3 separate regions of the Homo sapiens genome follow, and regions 1 and 2 are each linked to region 3. A link is a contact called in ENCODE Hi-C data. All regions are on one chromosome and are shown on one strand. Each heading gives the region's core, a stretch centred on a gene start or an enhancer-like site at or near the end of the contact. The rest is flanking DNA. Distances are from core to core; before and after follow the strand shown. Region 1 holds the start of ZNF718 (zinc finger protein 718). Region 2 has its middle 100 kb from the start of FAM53A. Region 3 holds the start of TMEM175 (transmembrane protein 175).

Region 1 (2,700 bases), core at 1-2,500, 810 kb before region 3:
ACAGCATCGAAGGGGACCCCAGTTGGTTGCCACTGCTGGCTGGGGTGGTCAGCTTTTATTCCACCTCCCATTTCCCCTTAATTGTGCCCTCCCGTGTTCCGTTTTTGTCCTATCACAGTGCCCTTTTTTCAATCCTCCCTGCAATTGGCTACTTTTAGGATCCTGCTGATTGGTGCATTTTACAGAGTGCTGATTGGTGCATTTTACAATCCCCTTGCTAGCTACAGAGCACTGATTGGTGCGTTTTTACAGAGTGCTGATTGGTACATTTTACAATCCTCTTGTAAGACAGGAAAGTTCTCCAAGTCCCCAGTTTACCCAGGAAGTCCAGCTGGCTTCACCTCTCAATTATATATTGATCACATATTAAAACAATAATATTTTGGATATAGTAGGCTAAAATTATCACAAACAATCTCACTTGTTTTTATTATTTTCGATGTGGCTAATAAAAAATTGAAAATTCACTAATAGCTAACATTTTATTTTTTAGAGGATTACTTCCTTCTTAAAATCTCATGTGTCCTACTCAAAAGACCAGAGGCCAGAAAGGTTATAAAACATTAAAATAATTGTCATTATATTGTTTCCGTTTGTGAACAAGTTTGTGTATGCACGCGTGCATGTGTACGTGTGTGTGCATGTGCGTGCATGCATGCGTGTGTGTATAATTTATATTATAAATGGACCTAACCTTACATACCACAAGGTTAAAAAAATGACCACTGGGCTGTACCAAGCCAAGCACAGAGATAACACCCCAGCCTGGGCCGGGCGTGGTGGCTCACGCCTTTAATCCCAGCATTTTGGGAGACATAGGCGAACAGATACCCTGAGGTCAGGAGTTCAAGACCAGCCTGGCCAACATGGTGAAACCCTGTCTCTGCTAAAAATACAGAAATTGGCCGGGTGTGGTGGTGGGCACCTGTAATCCCAGCTACTTGGGAGGCTGAGGAGAATCGCTTAAACCCGGGAGGCAGAGGTTGCAGAGAGCCGAGTTCGCGCCACTGCACTCCAGCCTGGGCGAGAAGAGCCAGACTCAAAAAACAAACACAAAAAACCTGCCTCAAAGTACCAGGAGGCCAGAGCCTGTCACTCTCGCCTCATTCAGTGCTGTGTATGGTTGCAACTTCTGTCACTCAAGGCCTGAGGCGGGAGACTTACAGCTCTATCCAATTAGAGCGCTGGATTGACAACTGCCGAATGAGGCGCGCAGCAGAGAGGAGGGTGCGGCATCCGGGATCTGGCGCGGCTTTTGCTTGTAGCTCCAGCCAGAGCTCGGTTAGGGCCTCATCGCTCTGCTCCCGCTCCTTAGGGAAGCCTCGGTGATTCTGCCACAGCCTCAGCCTCTGTGGCTCTGTGACCTGCCGGTATTGGATGATTCGTATCTAAGACTCTGGGACACTCCTGAAGTCGGGAAATGGTGAGTGTGCAGGGCAGGGCGTCCCAAGGCTGTGGAGGCCTCATCGGAACCGGCGGGAAATGGCGGCGGTGGGAGGAGTCTGTGAATGGAGTTCCCGCTCAGCCCTCTGTCCTCAGTCCCCTCCGGTGAGGGACCCGCGCTCTTGTCAGTCCCCGTACAGCGGCTCTGGCCCAGCCTGCAGCCCTCCTTGTGCAGCTCTGCGCCGGTAGCCCTGCACTTTCCCCGGGCTGTGGAGTGAGTAGGAGCTCATCCGGAAGACACCGCGGCGGCCTGCGCGGTGCCGGCGTGGGAGGAGCTGTGGTCCGGAATCCCGTCCCTACTTTACCCTGTTCAGAATGAGATTGAGGCCCCATCAAAACATGGAGTTCATGTGAGCAAACAGGACTTATTAATGGGAAAGCTCTGCCGTGGCTCGTGGTTTGGGGACTGCCAGCGGGTCTTGAAGGAAAGGCTTTTGTGAGGTGTGTGAGGAAGCGAAGCAAATCACCTGCCTGCGCCAACTTTGCCGCCAGTCCCCTTGCCCTGTGCGCCTCCTCCGCGTGGCTGTTCCTGAATACGCTGGTGTCTGTTCGCATCTTTTAGAATACGCTGGTGTCGGTGCGCACAGCGCTTCTCTTAGTTCTGTGAGTAGTTCTGCCACATTATTGAACTTGAGGAGGGTGTGGGCGTCCCTGGTTTGTAGGCAGGGGTTCAGAAATGAAGACGGGTGTCCAGAGGCAGGGACTGGCGTCTGCAGGAGAGCAGCTGCGGGAAGAGTGCTGAGCTTGTGGGGTCAGCGCTGACTCTGGGTGGTGTCGTTAGTGAGTTGCTGGACACCCCGTTGGGGTTGGAGCATTGACTGGTGTTGAGGAAACTCCGCAAGTTTTCTGTCAGAAGAAAGACATGGCCGAGTCTGGGTTGGAGGAAGTCACCTGGTGTCCGCAGGAGGCGCGGCCGGGTTCTGCACAGGCGCTGTCCCGCTGGGCACTGTCCTCTTCCTCCAGGCCTCCTCCCGGGGAGAAAGGGGACTGGGAACTTAGAGGAAAGCAGTTCTAAGAAACATCCCTTCCCCGCATCCTGCTGCCAGCCCCCACCCAATGCTAACCCACTCCTGAGCACGCCCACTGGGCATTCGCACGGCCACACCTGGCCTAAGACAGGGTTCTACCCTCAGGAATTGTGCCCATGGCAGTTTTGCTCCTACAGTTTTCTGCCAAAAGCACACGCAGTGCCCAGAAGACTCCTGGCTCATCTCAACCCCAGATCTGTTTAGCAGGAGCCCGTTTCCTTCTCCAACC
Region 2 (2,700 bases), core at 93-2,592, 650 kb after region 3:
CAGGCCGGGGTGAGCAGCCACAGCACGATTCCTGCCTGCGATTCCTGCCTGCCCTGAGCGCCTTCCCCTGCCACGACCTTCAGGCGCCTGGGAAGGTCTGCAGTCCTGGCTGTCAACACCCCCAGGCCCCCCCCAAGCCTGGACACGGCCCCCAGACCGGCACGATGTCCAGGCTAGGTTTTGTTTTGTGCCAGTCTATTGAAATCGCTATTCCCTGCCTATTAATTCTCCTAATTAGAATTAAATGAAGCATGCTAAATTGCTAGATTAACCAATAATTAAGCAGCCACTGCACTAAAACTGAACACCCCGGGTGGCCTGCACCCCGTCTGCGTGCAAGTGCCAGGGGCGGGCGTGCCAGGCAGGAGGGGCCGACCAGCCTTGGGGACAGCGGTGCGTGCGCTAGTGCCCGCACCCGGTGTGTAGAAGGGCGCGAGCGTTGGCGTGAGAGCCGGTGTGGCCTGGAAGCTCTGCAGGAACGTGTGGGGGTAGGAGGTGAGGGGACCCTCAGTTACGGGGAGAGGGCATCACACGGGCCTTGCTGGGGGCAGAAGATTTGTCGTGAGCGCGACAGACCCACTAGACTCTGCAGGTCCCCATGGGAAGCGCCCTGCCCTCCACGCCCACCTACGAGGTCGCGACCCCCCTACCCCGAACCGCCCTCTGCAGACAACGAGGCTCGGAGGAGGCAAGCAGCGAACCAAAGCTCCCACCGTCACCAGGGAAGGGAGGGGAGGGCAGGGCAGGGAAGGGGCGGAGGAGGGGAGAGAAGAGGGGGAGAGGAGAGAAGAGGGGGAGGGGAGAGAAGAGGGGGAGGGGAGAGAAGAGGGGGAGGGGAGAGAAGAGGGGGAGGGGAGAGAAGAGGGGGAGGGGAGAGAAGAGGGGGAGGGGAGAGAAGAGGGGGAGGGGAGAGAAGAGGGGGAGGAGAGGGGTCGCCTCTCGAGGCAGAGCAGGCGGGAAAGGGCGCGGCCCGGCTGCGACACCCCTAGGCCCCCCACCCCCGCAGGCGCAGAGCCGGGGCGCTCCCCCCATTGCACCGCCCGCCCTCCAGGCCGGAATCGAGGTCCCCTTCCCAGCGCTGCTGGACGCCCCTCCCGAGCGCTCCCGAATCCGACCAGCCCGGAGGCGGCTGCGCCTCCAGGGGCTCCCGTCAGGCCCCTGCCCCCCCTGCCCTCCCTGCCCTGGCGCGCCCCCGCCCCTAGCCGCCATCCCCGCCCGAGGGTCCCAGCCAGAGCCCCGGCCCCCGGCCCCGCCCGCGCCTGCTGGGCGCCCCCTGGTGGCCTCGGCTGGGCCCTGCCGCTGCGCCCACGGCCCTCGTGGGAGGCCCCTCCCTACCCCGGCCGCCCTCGGGCCCCCACGGTCTACTACCCCATGGGGACCGGCATGTCAAGCCCCTGCGTGGGCGCCTGCGCCACCCCCCCGCCCTCCGCACTCGCCCCCTTGTCCCAGCCCCGCGTCCTGGGGAGGAGGCTTGGGCCGCAGCCCAGCACCCAGAAGTGCAACGCGCACGGGTGGGGCCAGGCTCGAGTCAGCCGGTGACGCAGCCTCTGTGTGACCAGGGCGGATGGCCCGACCTCTCTGAGCCCCCGTTTCCCCGCCTGTAAAAGGGGGTGGGGCTGCCTCCCAGCGCCGCTGCGAGGCGTGAGTGAGTTACGACTCAGAACGCCCAGGTCCGAGGTGAGCACACGCGACACCCGCGAGCCACGGCCACGCGTGTCCCCAGGGCGCCTCCCGCCACGGGCTGGCCAGGAGTGTCCGCGCTGTGGGGATACGAAGGGGCGCGGCCCCAGCGCTGCGGGGCCCGCAGGGAGGGCGCAGGGGCCGAGCATCCGCCCCGGGGCATCCACCCATCAGGCCTCGCCGTAAACTTCCTCCTAACAGCCGCTCCTGCAGCCGGAAGATATTGACTCGAAGGAGAAACAATGGCAGGAATAAAATAAAAATAAAAAAGTTAATTATCCTTTGTGTTTGTAATTTAATTAAAGATGCAGTAAAGTTTTACTGTTTTTCCAGGTGATGATGTTTAGAGCCCCGAGAAGCTATTTGTGCTGGTGAGATTAAAGTGCATTTTAAAATGTTCCTCCAGTACTTTCACATTTGTTGATAGATTTTTAAATTAAACTTTAAATTGTAATCTAAATTACCTCCAACAATTCATGGTCCCTGTAATGAACTCCCACCGTTCCCGCTGTCATCCGTCGATGATGGAGTGCGAGCCGGGAGCTGCAGCCCCGCGGCCGCCGAACCAACCGCGGAGGCCAGGCAGCCTCGCCCCAGGGACCCCGCCCACGGCGCCCTACACCGGCGGCCAGTCAGGGAGGCCAACGCCGCGAGACGGAAGCAGCCATACCCCGCGGGCCACCAGTGTGGCCAGAAAAGATCTGCAGGGATGTGAGGGCAGCTCAGAGCTGAGATCTAAGGCTGGGGCAGAACCGGACGGCGCAACAAGCTAGGGAGAAAGCATCCCCGGCGCGGGGTGCACGGAGCCCCAGACCCCACCCGCCTCCCGCCCGGACCCCGCCTCCACTCAGGGAGCCGGGCCCCACCTCCCGCCCTAGGCCCCGCCTCCTACCTCGGGCCCCACCTCCCGCCTAGGCCCTGCCTCCTGCCCAGGCCCTGCCCCCAACTCAGGGCCCCGCCTCCCGCCCAGGCCACGCCTCCCACTGAGGACCCTGCCTCCCGCTCAGGGACCCGCCTCCT
Region 3 (2,700 bases), core at 109-2,608:
TGGACAAAAAATGTAAGGAAAATCCACAAGAGAGAATGGGACCCACTGGCACTGGTGATCGATTCCGTGTGAACGGAGAGGACATCCAGGGAGCTAGAAATAGCATGCAGAGACAAAACTGACTCAAGACTGACTCAAGAGGACTTAAGCCGAGTGACCTGTCCACTCTGCAAGTTCTATATAGGTCACAACCACTGGCTCTGCTTCCTGTACTACACACGGAATCACACGAGTAGATGTTCACCGGGAAGAGAAACACTGAGGTGTTGAAAGACGAAGGGGGATCACGAGACACAGCCCAGTCTACCCTCGGCCAACCCCCCCACCCCCCAGGCTACAACCGCAACTACCTGCAACACGTGTGCACCCACCAACTCTCAAGTTCCCTGGACTGTAGAAGAACCAGCCCTAACCTCCAAAGTCCAGTCCTGTCCCTGCCTGCTCAATAACCCCAGATGTCCGGCAAAAGGCCAAGGCTTAAACCCACCTCCTGCACCGCTCACCTCCTGACTCCAGCTGTCGGCCTTCTAGGCACCGTCCCTCAGTCTCCGCTGTGGGTCCCCACCCAAGCTCCCTGCCTGCCACCATCCCCCACCTCACCGTAACATCTTCCCCCACCCACCCTGAGGGGGTTCCCCAAGCCCCAGGCCTTGCTCCGACTTGACCCTACTCTTATGACAAGAAAGTACCCCGACCCGGTCCCAGCCTCGCCCTCCGCAATCACCGCCAGCAGGCACTCACCTACGCCCGCGCTATGACCTTCGCCTGGCCCTGACCCACGCCCTCGGCAGAGACCCTCCCCTGGCCGACCCTGACCCACGATCCCGCTGGGACCCTCCCCAGCCCTAACCCACGCCCTTCCACTCCGGGCTGACGCTGCCCCCAGCGTCCCGGAGACAACACTCCGCGGCCGCACCCGCGCTGCCGACCCGGGGCCTCACCTTCGGCCAGGACCCGCCGCACCCGCAGCCGCAGCTCGCCCAGTTCCACCGTCTGCCCCACGAAGTCACTCTGGTCGCGGCCGGAAGCACCGCCCAGGGAGCCTGGACCCGCCAAGAAGTCGAGCGCCGACTGCAGCAGCGACATGGCGGTGGCTGCGCCGCACCCCGCGGCAGCCGGAGTGGTCGGGCTCGGGCTCCCGCTCCCTCGCCGTCCGGGTCAGCTCAGCAACCGCCGGCCCGGAGGTGCACCATCTTCCGCCTCGACGCCGTGACGTAGGCGCCCGTGAGGACGCGTCGCGTCAGGCGGCGACCCGGCCTAGCCCCGTCCCCTCCGCCGCGGCCTCACTTCCTGGCTGCGCGCGCAGGCGCGGAGGTCTGACGGAGACAGCGCGTGCGCGGCGTCGCCGGGCTTGCGATGAACTTCCGGCTGTCAAGCTCCCGGCCGGGCTGACTCAAGCGGAGGCGCGCGGAACAGTCGCCGAGGCGATTCCCGCCCAGGTAGTTCAGCGCCCCAGTCCAGCTCCCGGTACCGTTCCCCACATGGTCTGTTTTGTGGGAGGCTCCTTCTCAGGTGTCTCCGGTTTAAGCGCTTCGCCATCCTCTGGGTGGAGTCAGCCTCCCGTTTGCTGTTAGCGCCGCGTTTGCGAATGGGTTCGCGAATTTTTCTCTCAGTTGGCTAAGGAGCAAGGAGTTAGCGTGCGTTAAGCTTTCAGTAAATACTTGGTTTTCGTCTCATGGAGGTCGGAGTTTCCTGTGACGCTTAGTGAGTAAGGTTGGCAGCCCCCTCCCAGCAGCCAGGCAGGCAGTTTGCAGGGGAAACGCTGCTGCATTGCTCTGTCTTCCGAGGAGAGGGCCAGGGTCTGGCCTGGGGCAGTGACCAGTAGTGGGAGCCGTGGGCTAGAAAAACCTTCGTCCTGGGCAACCACAACACTGCAGAGACTGCCCTGTGACCCTCAAGGTTCGTTCTCACCCTGACATTTTCCAAGGCAAAAGCAAATCCTCATGAACCACTTGGAAGGGTTCGTAATGCCCAACTATTTGGAGATGAAATGGTGACTTTCCTTATAGGATAATAAGGAAATGGCTCACAGACAATGCATTTTTAGTTTTTGGCCCACACAGTATTTGGGGGTTGGGAGTGGGTAGCAGGAGGTGAATTAGTTGCTATCATTTAAAGACTGATGCCAGGCGCGGTGGCTTACACCTGTAATCCCAGTGCTTTGGGAGGCCGAGGCAGGCGGATCACCTGAGGTCAGGAGTTCCAGACCAGCCTGGTCAACATGGTGAAACCCCGTCTCTACTAAAAATACAAAAATTAGCCGAGCGTGGTGGCGGGTGCCTGTAATCCCAGCTACTCGGGAGGCTGAGGCAGGAGAATCGCTTGAACCCGGGAGGCGGGCGCCACTGTACCCTAGCCTGAGACTCCGCCTCAAAAAATAAATAATAATAATAATAATAATTGAAAGGCCTAAATGTTAAAAACCTAGTTTTCCAGCTTCTGTGGAAAAATCAAACCTGTCAATATTGGACCCAAAATGATGTGTGTTACCAATTACCTAGAGTGGTCCCTTGAGGTAAGACACAGTCATTTGCCTGACCAGATGGGCTCATGTATGTTACCTGCCTGGTTCCTATAGTCATTTAAGGTTGCAACCCCTTCAACAGAGTTATTTGTTCTCCAACTCAAAAATGGATTCTAAAGCTCACATCAGCCTCTTAGCCGTCCCAGAAGCTAACATCTGTTATCTTTATCATTAAA

The links. A loop is a pair of places that touch in the nucleus more often than their neighbours do. Pooled maps may share reads with other maps.
Region 1: a pooled map shows a loop between it and region 3 (11-fold over the local background). The contact joins the promoter of ZNF718 here to the promoter of TMEM175 in region 3. A Hi-C loop is called at or near these places in 1 of 37 single-sample maps with no recorded cell type and 10 of 50 pooled maps.
Region 2: a map with no recorded cell type shows a loop between it and region 3 (22-fold over the local background). The contact joins the enhancer-like site here to the promoter of TMEM175 in region 3. A Hi-C loop is called at or near these places in 4 of 37 single-sample maps with no recorded cell type and 10 of 50 pooled maps.

Annotation. Positions count from the first base shown.
Region 1 is chr4:123,251-125,950 of GRCh38, forward strand. It overlaps ZNF718 (zinc finger protein 718), which reads left to right and starts at 1,251. Exons shown (of 4, transcript NM_001039127.6): 1 at 1,251-1,423. The coding sequence starts at 1,421. LOC124900641 reads right to left here and starts at 2,341. Exons shown (of 1, transcript XM_047416469.1): 1 at 1-2,341. The coding sequence starts at 1,998. The coding sequence ends at 1,522. RefSeq lists enhancers at 1,236-1,675, 1,966-2,165, 2,426-2,485.
Region 2 is chr4:1,578,014-1,580,713 of GRCh38, forward strand. It overlaps a transcript of FAM53A not described here. Among named protein-coding and RNA genes, the nearest start is that of FAM53A, 100 kb to the right of the region's middle. RefSeq lists an enhancer at 1-867 and silencers at 1,249-1,528, 2,326-2,385, 2,566-2,700. Within about 2 kb of position 1,343, at least 31 of the 41 ENCODE cell types and tissues checked have a DNase peak (open chromatin) inside an H3K27ac peak, as active enhancers do.
Region 3 is chr4:931,102-933,801 of GRCh38, forward strand. TMEM175 (transmembrane protein 175) reads left to right here and starts at 1,359. Exons shown (of 11, transcript NM_032326.4): 1 at 1,359-1,439. It overlaps GAK (cyclin G associated kinase), which reads right to left and starts at 1,215. Exons shown (of 28, transcript NM_005255.4): 1 at 942-1,215. The coding sequence starts at 1,086. RefSeq lists a silencer at 1,001-1,320 and an enhancer at 1,481-1,800.